Linked DNA regions of Homo sapiens: region 2 is linked to region 1. Evidence: chromatin contacts called from ENCODE Hi-C data. All regions are on one chromosome and are shown on one strand. The core of a region is the stretch at or near the end of the contact, and the rest is flanking DNA. Distances in the headings are between cores, read along the strand shown. Region 1 holds the start of ADGRL3 (adhesion G protein-coupled receptor L3). Region 2 overlaps ADGRL3 (adhesion G protein-coupled receptor L3).

Region 1 (5,244 bases), core at 2,287-4,786:
TTCGTCCTTGCTCTTGCAAGGTAGGTGTGATTGCTGGAACTGAAATTAGCAACAGTGGCCACAGATGGCTGAGCAAGAAGACAAAGTGTCTATTTCAGTTTGGAATGCTTTTGAGGGCCATACCTGCACTAGACCACCTACCTCTAGATTTTCATTTGAAAAAGAAACAAATTTGTCTTGTTTAGGTCACTGCTACTTTTTGTTTCTGTTGCTTGAAGCCAAATTGAATCTTAACTAATATAGTATGTATGCATCATTTAAAAAATTATTTTTGCTTATCAACTTTTTCCCACTAACTATTGATTTCATTCCGATAAGGGGGCTTTTATTGAGTATGAAAAAAGCAAGATTACTTTGAATATGTAAACATTACATACCCTCTCCCCTTTTATAGCAATTATGGCTGAGATGTATATCATTATACAAAATCCTTGTCCATATCTCTGCTTTTTTCTGTAGATGAGATATCTATACATAGAAACACTGGATTTAGTGGCATATATATTCTATAAAGCAGTTGTTTCATATTGTCAGCTTCCTTTCTAGAGCAATTGTGTCACTATATATTACTAGCATGGAGGCATGCCTGTCTCAACACACTTTCGTTAGAGTTTAGTAATAGAGCACTGTTGCTATTTCAGTTAATTTTATGGTAAAAACATGAAACATGATAGATCTCCTAAATGGATCTATTTTTATGTATTAGATTTCTATAGGCAGAACATATTTCCTTGCATTTATTGGCCATTTGTATTTATTCTGTGAACAGATGGTTTTAAGGTCTTTTCTAAACTTCCATTCTGTGGGGATCTTAGTATATTTCTTATTGATTTGAAAGGGTCTTTGGTCTAAAAATTTTAATTAGTCATTTAAATGTTTTAATTCTCTTTATCTTATTTGATTAGATAATCACTTTTTTTTTTCATTTTTAGAGCCCTTTTCCCTTTGGTAAAAATTATTTTTTTTCAATTTTAACGGTGCTGAAGCCTACAGTGCCATCTTTCTAAAAAACCACTCTAGTTTGCACAGAGTTACATCATATGATAGTATCTGTGCTCAAACATCATCTGTATGATGTCTTCTCCTTGAGAAGAAGGTGTTAAATATATGTAACATAGGTGTTAAATACAGTAGCTAAGAGGACACAGAATTTATTTTATTTTTATGGAAGCTTCACCTTAGAAGAACATTGGCAAGAGTCATGGATTTCCTGGCAATGAAGTGGGATGTTTTATGTCTTAAATCAGATATAGAAGACTATGTCCATGAGATTAAAAATGACTTGGAAGCATGAAGTTTGAGATTAAAATATAAGCAGCTGCCTTAAATAATGCTGCCTTGACATTTGATTAAGTTATACAAACCATTAACCTATTCTCTTTCTTTCATTGCTTTTCTTTACTCATTGGTTATTTTTATTCACACACCCCGATTTTTGGTTCTTTCTCCCTCGTTATTGTCTTTGTAATTTTGCTTATTTGTGGTCAACTCCTCCGTGGTGAACACTTCCAATTACTTATTTAACTGACTATGCTTAGTTTTCAGTTAATATTTCATTTATATAGATACACATATATGTATATCTATGTGTGTACATATGTGTGTGTATAAATATACATGTAAAACTTTTACTTTGAAATTTCATTTTCCTGCATCCCTCCAGACCTCTGTTGTGTTAAAGATGATTCTAAAAACTGATCTATAGCTACTATTTATTTAATATTCTCATGCTACCACTAATAATCTTTAATATCTATATATTGTCATTATATATTTTTATCGATCTAAATAAATATTAAATATGTATTTAATGTTTCTGATGCTACCACTAATAATCTTTAATATCTATACTTGTCATCATATATATTATTACAATGTTATTTTTATTACTTGGTTGTTTTATTATACTTAATACAACCATTAAGCATTTGAGAAATGAATTGAGTAACTTCCATTTTTCCTCCTTTACAAATAAGAGCCTCTTGTCACAATTGGCTAGAGTTTACTCTTTCCAAAACTATTTAAGTAACAAGTGACTCCAGATGTCAATTTGTATTTTCTTTAAGTACCCAGGGGAGTTCATGGATGTCCTGTATTAAGCAAATTCAAGTAGCATAACTTCAGCTTGTGAACATCTAGTTGGTCAGAATTCAGCAATATCATTAAATCTCCCTTCCCACCCCCAATTTTTTTAAAGGACTAACTATGCGCAAAGGACTGTAGATATAATCTTTCCTTATACAGATGATTAAAACTAGCCATTTGCATTCAAGAAAAACTGTAATCTGAAGAAGCAAATGGACAAACCATTAATGATTAAAAAGGAACAAGGAAAAAGGCAGAATAAAATAGGTGTTAGAGGAGATGTCATCAAAATGTTACAGGGTATCATGAAAGGAGTGATTTTTGGGGAAGGAGTCTTGGTGAGAAGAGGCTTCTTGGAGAACGTTGGATTGGAGTTGAGCTTTAAAGAATGAATGACATTTTAACTGTCACTTTGTGTTGGGTATGTTTTTAATTCTAATGAGGTTTCAGGTTCTTCAGATATGCTAGGATTGATGTTACCTCTTAAAGAGCTCCTAGAAGTCGTTAGGTCATTCTAAATGTATACATTGAAATACAATTTGGGAAATTTAGCTAGGGATGTAATGTGCTTGTTGAATGAATATGATAAATCTTAATGATTTGAGTGTACTGGTATAGAAAATAACATCTTAGCCATTTGAAATCACGACATTTTAGAGCAGGAAAAGACCTTACAAATTATGTAATCAACAGTCTCCTTTACAAAGAAGGCACCAAAAGGTTCAGCAATTGACCAAGGCCACTCATTTAACTTGACCAGACTTTTCCTCTGTCAGAAGGCATGGTTTTGGAATCCGCACCTTTCTGTATCCATTATGGTAATTTCCATTGATGATGTGAAATAAGATAATTGAATCTCCACGATTGTTCATCAGACAGGGATACTTTAAACCGTGCAATGAACTTGCAGGTCGAGTTAAGTTTGAAGGAACATAAAATTGACCAAAGGCAGGAAACATTTTCAGACTCGGTACTTGCATAATGAAAATACGGAATAATCCGCACCTGAAAAAATGAGACACTGGCAGGACTTTCAAGCTGATGTCGTTTACTCACCTAGGGTGGAGTGGGAGAGGAAGACAAGAGGAGAAAGGGGGGAGGGAGGTGATGGAGAGTGGGAGGGGGAGAGAGGGAGGGAGGGACAGAGGAGGAAGTGGAAGAGAGAGAGAGAGAAAGAATGAGAGAGAGAGAGAGAGAGGGAGAGCGAGCGCCGAGGCGGGCCTCGAAGCCACTGGAGAGGTACCCTTTGTCTGACAAACCCTGAAAGGGAAGCCTCTAGTAGCAGCCCTCCCGTTCCCACCTCCAAGCGTTTGCCGAACTGCTAGGTGGAGCCCGCGCCGCGGAGCCCACGAGCACTCCATATCCGGGTTTTGCCGGCCACCCCTTTCCCTGGCGCGAGCCCCCTCCCCGGCTCTCGGAGCTCTTGCCGCTGGCCCGCCCGACCGCTGCTCATTCTGGCCTCCGCTCCGGCCCCGGCTGCGCCTACCCCGCGCGCAGGCTGCACGGTCCCCGCGCGCCCGCGCTCTGACCCGCTGTCTGCGCGTCGCCCCCCTCGCCTGCTGGCCCGGCACCGCTCGCTCCAGTTCCCAGGAGCGGGGATGCAGATGCTGCAGCTGGTCGGGGTGGGCGCCGCCGCCGCCGCCGCCGCCGCTGCTGCTGGTTTTTCTCGGACTGCTCGTTGCCTCCGCTCCGGCAGCTGCTGCCGCCGCCACCGCCGCCTGTGACTCGCCCCCTCCCCTTTCTTTCTTCTCTTTTTGCCTTGGTCCTCTTCCTACGGGTGTGCGCGCGCGCGGGTTGCACGGTTTGCTTTGGCAGGAGCTCGCTCGTGTGTGCGCGTGTGTGAGTGTGCGTGTCTGGAGAGCGCCAGTGCCTCGCTCGCTCTTGGGGAGTCGAAGAAGAGAAAGAACCGAAGAGACAGCGGCGGCGGCGCAGAGCCCGGGGCCGCGCGATGAAGCTCCCACATGCCCGCAGCTGCCCGGCCCGGCCGGCGAGCTAATCATCCACCCCACGGGCTCGGGGTTCGCCGGCCCCCGGGACGCAGCCCTCGGCGGCCGGGCGCCCGCTCTGTCTGCGCGCCCCCTCCGTGCACCGGGGAAGGAGTTTGTGTGGCTCTCGCTCCGGCTGTCCGCGGAGGTTGCGGGCTTGAGAGGGGACCCTCGGCTGGGAGAGAGCCTCGGGAGGACGAAGAGGAGGACGGTTTGGCGGAGAAGCCACCCCTGGCCCTCGCGGCTCCCCCTACCTATTCCATCGCTCCCGCTCCGAGGCGGAAAGGGGAGGACGTGGAAGAAGAAAAAGAAAGAGAAGGGGGGTGGGGTGGGAGAACTGGATATAAAGATCGGCTGGGGGGATGGTGGAAGATTTTTGGTCTCTTCGGCAGCGTCTTTTCTTAAGCGGCGGCGGCAGCAGCAGCAGCAAGAGAAGGAGAAGCAGCCCCAGCTATGACTGCCGCATGTTAATAGCTGCCGCTGGGTCCCTCGGCTGCTGCTGGAGACAGAGCCTGACTCCGAAGTTGTGCAACTGTGGACTGGGAGAGACATTTGAACCCTCTTTTCTTTTCGCTCCCCTTTTGCCCCCTTGGGGTGTGTGAAGCGAGGAACGTAAAGGAAGGCGAACATTTGGCTCTCTTTTTCCTTCCCCTTTCTCCGTGGCTGTGTAGCGGAAGAAAGGGAAGAGAGACTTTTTGTTGTTGTTTCCTTGACTGGGGTCTCCACCCTCCTGCTGCTTTCTCTGCGCTTCGATTCTCGTTATTTGCCGCGTGTGGTTGGGGGTGTCTGCACAGGGGCCGGCCGGTCTTTTGCCCCGGGCTCAATGGCTGGATTGTGGAAACTGCACCCGCCTTCAGGTTGTTGAGCAACTGATGGGACGATCTCAGGGACCGGCGTTTACGAAAGGTAATTTATTCTTCGCACTCTTCATAATAGGGGTCGCCCTGGCCGGGCGCAGGCGGCGGCATCCACCGGGCGGGCAACAAGAGGGGGTGCGGGGTGCATGCACACTCGCCCTTCCACTCACACACTCGCCCTCACACACACACACACTCATCCGGTCGTGGTGCGGGGCGGGAAGGGAACCTCCTGGCTGGTGGGCGCTCGGGTCTGGCGCGGGTTGGAGTTTTTTCCAGCCATTGGGCGATTTGACCGGCCGAGGGGAGTGAGGGGG
Region 2 (5,410 bases), core at 1-2,500, 540 kb after region 1:
TAAGATGTACATTTAAAATGTTCAAATAATACTCAGCTGCTTTGCAGGTTATTTGAGTGATTCTCACATGAGCATCATAACTCTAAAACCATATGTTCTATCCTGATACAGCTGGTGGGAGGGGGTCAGATAGTTGCATCACTTACCTTTAGCTATGATTAGTGCCTGGTTTTGACTGACTTTCACCTTTAACTCTTCTCTCTCCCAAACCACCTTCTGCCAAATTGATTATTCATTAATAAAGAACAGTGAGAAGAGAGGTATTTTCTTTGACTCCTACAGTTTGTTTCTAAGCTGTCCATCAAACATTCTAATTTTCCTTGTTAAATATTCACGTGTTTTCCAGTATTTGCTACTGAAGGAGGATGGGAAAGTAGGTTCAAATTGGTAATAACAGGCATAGAAGCTGAGTTTCAAAAATTTCCTAAAATTAGTATGTCTAACAGATCTAAAAATCTACTGGTTGAGATTTAGTGAAAAACACATCCAGCAATAAGTACTAACAATAGAATGATAAAGAGATGTAGCTACTGTCTTGTTACCTGCTGTTCTGCTTCCCAAACACAATCCACATTTTCTTGAAAGCCGTTTGAGATTATGTAAATATAACCATTCTTATGTACGCTAAAGATGGTAGAATCTAAACCAACAAAAAGCCTACACATAACAGTTTAACAATGAGGATATGGTGCACCTTCTGTCCTTATAATATGCAAATTAAGTGCATTTGTATCTCCAGTAAAAGCTGTGGCTGTGTAGTGATGAATAAGAACTTTAAACACACATGACACCTCGTTAAAATGTAATTTTCACATCATATATCTGAGCCCTTTACTATGACAGCTGAGTAATGTGAGTGCTGGGCAGAGAATCCTGAACATTTTGAAACTGCCACGTGTTTAATAGGTAGCTGAATCTGCTTCCTGAATGGTTTAGTTAAATATGGTGCACCCTCGTCAGAAAATGGAGCCTAAAAGTAGTAGGATCTTAAATCAAACTTGTCCTCAGCCTAGGGTATGATTCCTTCACAGTTCCACTTGAGATACCACATTGTCTCTAAAGTTTAATTTACATCTATCTTAGTAGCTGAGTGAACTTTACAAAAAGGAAAAAATAGTCAGCAACTTGTTGCTAATTTCAGCCCTATCTGTATTTTTATGCATCAGCTGTTTTCTCTGTCTGCAGAGGAGCCCCTTCTTTTTCTTTCCAGTGCTGCTTCTTTGCTTGCAGTGACAGCTGCTGCCTGAAGGACATTGCTGCTGCTGATTTTTCAGGGAGCACAGCCAAAGCTTGTGAAATTTGCAAGAGCTATTCCATTGCCACTTCACAGCAGCTGAATTTTCTCTTACGCTTTTTTTTAAACCTTTCCTGTATTTTTATGTCTTCATAATTGAGGGTAAAACTTCCCAGAATGACATCTGCCTTTCAGGCTCTGAGTAAAAGAATCACAGTCCTGTACAAAGCAAAGCTGAACTTAACTATACAGCTGAACCTAGTGTTTGTTATTCATCTGACTAGGTGACCTTCCAAATGGATGAGAGAAGAGGCAAGGAATAAAAAGGTTCACAAACGCTCTAACGTTAGTTGTGTTTCTACAGAATGATGTCCCTGATAAATGTATAATTGTTAGACATGAAATCAAAATCATTTATATGTGTATTTCACAGTAATAAAGAAAGATGACTTATTTGTGAATAAGCTTCCCACTCACACCAGCTGTCCTTTCTGTAGCCATTTCACTGCTCATTAGCATGTCCACCAGAGGGCAGGCAGGTGGAACTGGAATAGTGTTGTTGCTCTTCATTGGCACGTCTTTTAAGGGTTGGTAACAGTGCCAAAAGTAATGATTATCTAGGGGTTCCACCGTAAGAATCCAATGCTTCTACCCATCTTAGCACAGATAAGTGAGAGTTGACTCTATTACGTAATAGCTGTTAGAATAGCCAAGTCAGACATATGCTTCACTTCTCTGTTTTTAACCTTTTATTATTATTATTCTTACTCTTCTTCTTCTTATTATTATTATTTTTTGAGATGGAGTCTCACTCTGTTGCCCAGGCTGGAGTGCACTGGAGCGATCTCGGCTCACTGCAAGCTCCGCCTCCCGGGTTCACACTATTCTCCTGCCTCAGCCTCCCGAGTAGCTGGGACTACAGGCGCCCGCCACCACGCCCGGCTAATTTTTTTTGTATTTTTAGTAGAGACGGGGCTTCACCATGTTAGACAGGATGGTCTCTATATCCTGACCTCATGATCCACCCATCTCGGCCTCCCAAAGTGCTGGGATTACAGGCGTGAGACACCGCACCCGGCCTGTTTTTAGCATTTTTAAGTAGTGTTCAAATACCTTGGACTAGGCTTGACAGGCAATAGTATGAGTTTTTAAGCACAAAGGTATTTCCTTCTTAATAACTACTTTACCACTAGAAAGCTAAATTATCGGATAATAATGATTAATGACAAAATAATTCAAGATACGTAAATGACAGGTAAAATCTACTATACTATATAATTTTACAAGATGAGGTATGTTAACTGATTTCCCTGAAAACAAATGGAGAACACTTCATCTTATTTACTTAAAAAGAATTCTGGCTGCTTTTCATTATACCTTTCAGTAGTACAAATCAATGGCCAAACTTTTTGCATCTATTTATACTAGCGAAGATACAAATCAAAATTAGCCAGTGCTTTCTATATAAAATGCCTTGTGACTGCAATATTTTAGCCTTAAATTTTTTTTTTTTTCAATAATGTTAGAAAAAACAATTCTGGCTGGGCTCGGTGGCTCATGCCTGTAATTCCAGCACTTTGGGAAGCCAAGGCAGGCGGATCACAAGGTTAGAAGATCTAGACCATCCTGGCTAACATGGCGAAACCCCGTCTCTATTAAAAATACGAAAAATTAGCTGGGAGTGGTGGTGGGTGCCTGTAGTCCTAGCTACTCAGGAAGCTGTGGCAGGAGAATGGTGTGAACCCAGGAGGCGGAGCTTGCAGTGAGCAGAGATCAGATCGTGCCACTGCACTCCAGCCTGGGTGACAGAGCAAGACTCCATCTCAAAAAAAAAAAAAAAAAAAAAAGAAAAGAGAAAACAATTCTGCCAAAAAACATACAGGAGTAAGTGAAGAGTTCGGTATTTGTTGACATTAAGATTTATCTGAAAATTATCTCTAATGCTAGTTATTTTTTTAAGTGAGAATGTCTTTGAAGAAACTTTTGCCTTTCAAAACAAGAAAATAGTACTATATTTAGAAACACACTACTCATTAAATGATGAAATAGATTATTTTTAAAACATGGCAAATCTTTCAATATCTACGATAATTTGGCTGTTAGCATTCATATTTAAATAGTAAGTGAAAGTTAAGACTTCTGTATTTTATGAGAAGCCCACTGAGGGCCATGGGTAGTTTGTGGTGAGGTAAAGTGGAATTGAAAGAATTAAGAAAAAGACAGGGGCTGGAGCCAAGATGGCCGAATAGGAACAGCTCCGCTCTACAGCTCCCAGCGTGAGTGACGCAGAAAACGGGTGATTTCTGCATTTCCATCTGAGGTACCGGGTTCATCTCACTAGGGAGTGCCAGACAGTGGGCGCAGGACAGTGGGTGCAGCACACCGTGTGCGAGCCGAAGCAGGGCGACGCATTGCCTCACTCGGGAAGTGCAAGGGGTCAGGGACTTCCCTTTCCTAGTCAAAGAAAGGGGTTACAGACAGCACCTGGAAAATCAGGTCACTCCCACCCCCATACTGAGCTTTTCCGATGGGCTTAAAAAACGGCACACCAGGAGATTATATCCCGCACCTGGCTCGGAGGGTCCTAGGCCCATGGAGTCTCGCTGATTGCTAGCACAACAGTCTGAGATCAAACTGCAAGGCAGCAGCGAGGCTGGGGGAGGGGCACCCACCATTGCCCAGGCTAGCTTAGGTAAACAAAGCAGCAGGGAAACTCGAACTGGGAGGAGCCCAACACAGCTCAAGGAGGCCTGCCTGCCTCTGTAGACTCCACCTCTGGGGGCAGGACACAGACAAACAAAAAGACAGCAGTAACCTCTGCATACTTAAGTGTCCCTGTTTAAGAGCTTTGAAGAGAGCAGTGGTTCACCCAGCACGCAGCTGGAGATCTGAGAACGGGCAGACTGCCTCCTCAAGTGGGTCCCTGACCCCTGACCCCCGAGCAGCCTAACTGGGAGGCACCCCCCAGTAGGGGCAGACTGACACCTCACACCGCCGGGTACTCCTCTGAGACAAAAATTCCAGAGGAGCTATCAGGCAGCAGCGTTTGTGCTTCACAAAAATCCGCTGTTCTGCAGCCACCGCTGCTGGTACCCAGGCAAACAGGGTCTGGAGTGGACTTCTAGAAAACTCCAACAGACCTGCAGCTGAGGGTCCTATCTGTTAGAAGGAAAACTAACAAACAGAAAGGACATCCACACCAAAAAACCATCTGTACATCACCATCATCAAAGACCAAAAGTAGATAAAACCACAAAGATGGGGAAAAAACAGAGCAGAAAAACTGGAAACTCTAAAAAGCAGAGCACCTCTCCCCCTCCAAAGGAATGCAGCTCCTCACCAGCAACGGAACAAAGCTGGACAGAGAATGACTTTGATGAGTTGAGAGAAGAAGCCTTCAGACGATCAAACTACTCCGAGCTACAGGAGGAAATTAAAACCAAAGGCAAAGAAGTTGAAAACTTTGAAAAAAATTTAGGCGAGTGTATAACTAGAATAACCAACACAGAGAAGTGCTTAAAGGAGCTGATGGAGCTGAGAACCAAGACTCGAGAACTATGTGAAGAATGCAGAAGCCTCAGGAGCCAATGCGATCAACTGGAATAAAGGGTATCAGTGATGGAAGATGAAATGAATGAACTGAAGCGAGAAGGGAAGTTTAGAGAAAAAAGAATAAAAAGAAACAAACTCCAAGAAAAATGGGACTATGTGAAAAGACCAAATCTACGTCTGATTGGTGTACCTGAAAGTGATGGGGAGAATGGAACCAAGTTGGAAAACACTCTGCAGGATATTATCCAGGAGAACTTCCCCAATCTAGCAAGGCAGGCCAACATTCAGACTCAGGAAATACAGAGAATGCCACAAAGATACTCCTCGAGAAGAGCAACTCCAAGACACATAATTGTCAGATTCACCAAAGTTGAAATGAAGGAAAAAATGTTAAGGGCAGCCAGAAAGAAAGGCAGGGTTACCCACAAAGGGAAGCCCATCAGACTAACAGCTGATCTCTCGGCAGAAACTCTACAAGCCAGAAGACAGTGGGGGCCAATATTCAACATTCTTAAAGAAAAGAATTTTCAACCCAGAATTTCATATCCAGCCAAACTAAGCTTCATAAGTGAAGGAGAAATAAAATACTTTACAAACAAGCAAATGCTGAGAGATTTTGTCACC

What was found. A loop is a pair of places that touch in the nucleus more often than their neighbours do. Pooled maps may share reads with other maps.
Region 2: a loop to region 1 is called in a map of heart left ventricle, with 5 times the contacts of the local background. The contact joins the enhancer-like site here to the promoter of ADGRL3 in region 1. A Hi-C loop is called at or near these places in 2 of 168 maps with a recorded cell type or tissue (breast epithelium and heart left ventricle), 1 of 37 single-sample maps with no recorded cell type and 8 of 50 pooled maps.

What each region holds. Positions count from the first base shown.
Region 1 is chr4:61,196,790-61,202,033 of GRCh38, forward strand. ADGRL3 (adhesion G protein-coupled receptor L3) reads left to right here and starts at 3,537. Exons shown (of 27, transcript NM_001387552.1): 1 at 3,537-4,976. It overlaps LOC124900173, which reads left to right and starts at 2,298. Exons shown (of 3, transcript XM_047416555.1): 1 at 2,298-2,385; 2 at 3,353-4,976. The coding sequence starts at 2,298. The coding sequence ends at 4,527.
Region 2 is chr4:61,740,266-61,745,675 of GRCh38, forward strand. All of the region lies in intron 8 of ADGRL3 (adhesion G protein-coupled receptor L3), which reads left to right. Among named protein-coding and RNA genes, the nearest start is that of ADGRL3-AS1, 420 kb to the right of the region's middle. Within about 2 kb of position 1,251, at least 3 of the 41 ENCODE cell types and tissues checked have a DNase peak (open chromatin) inside an H3K27ac peak, as active enhancers do.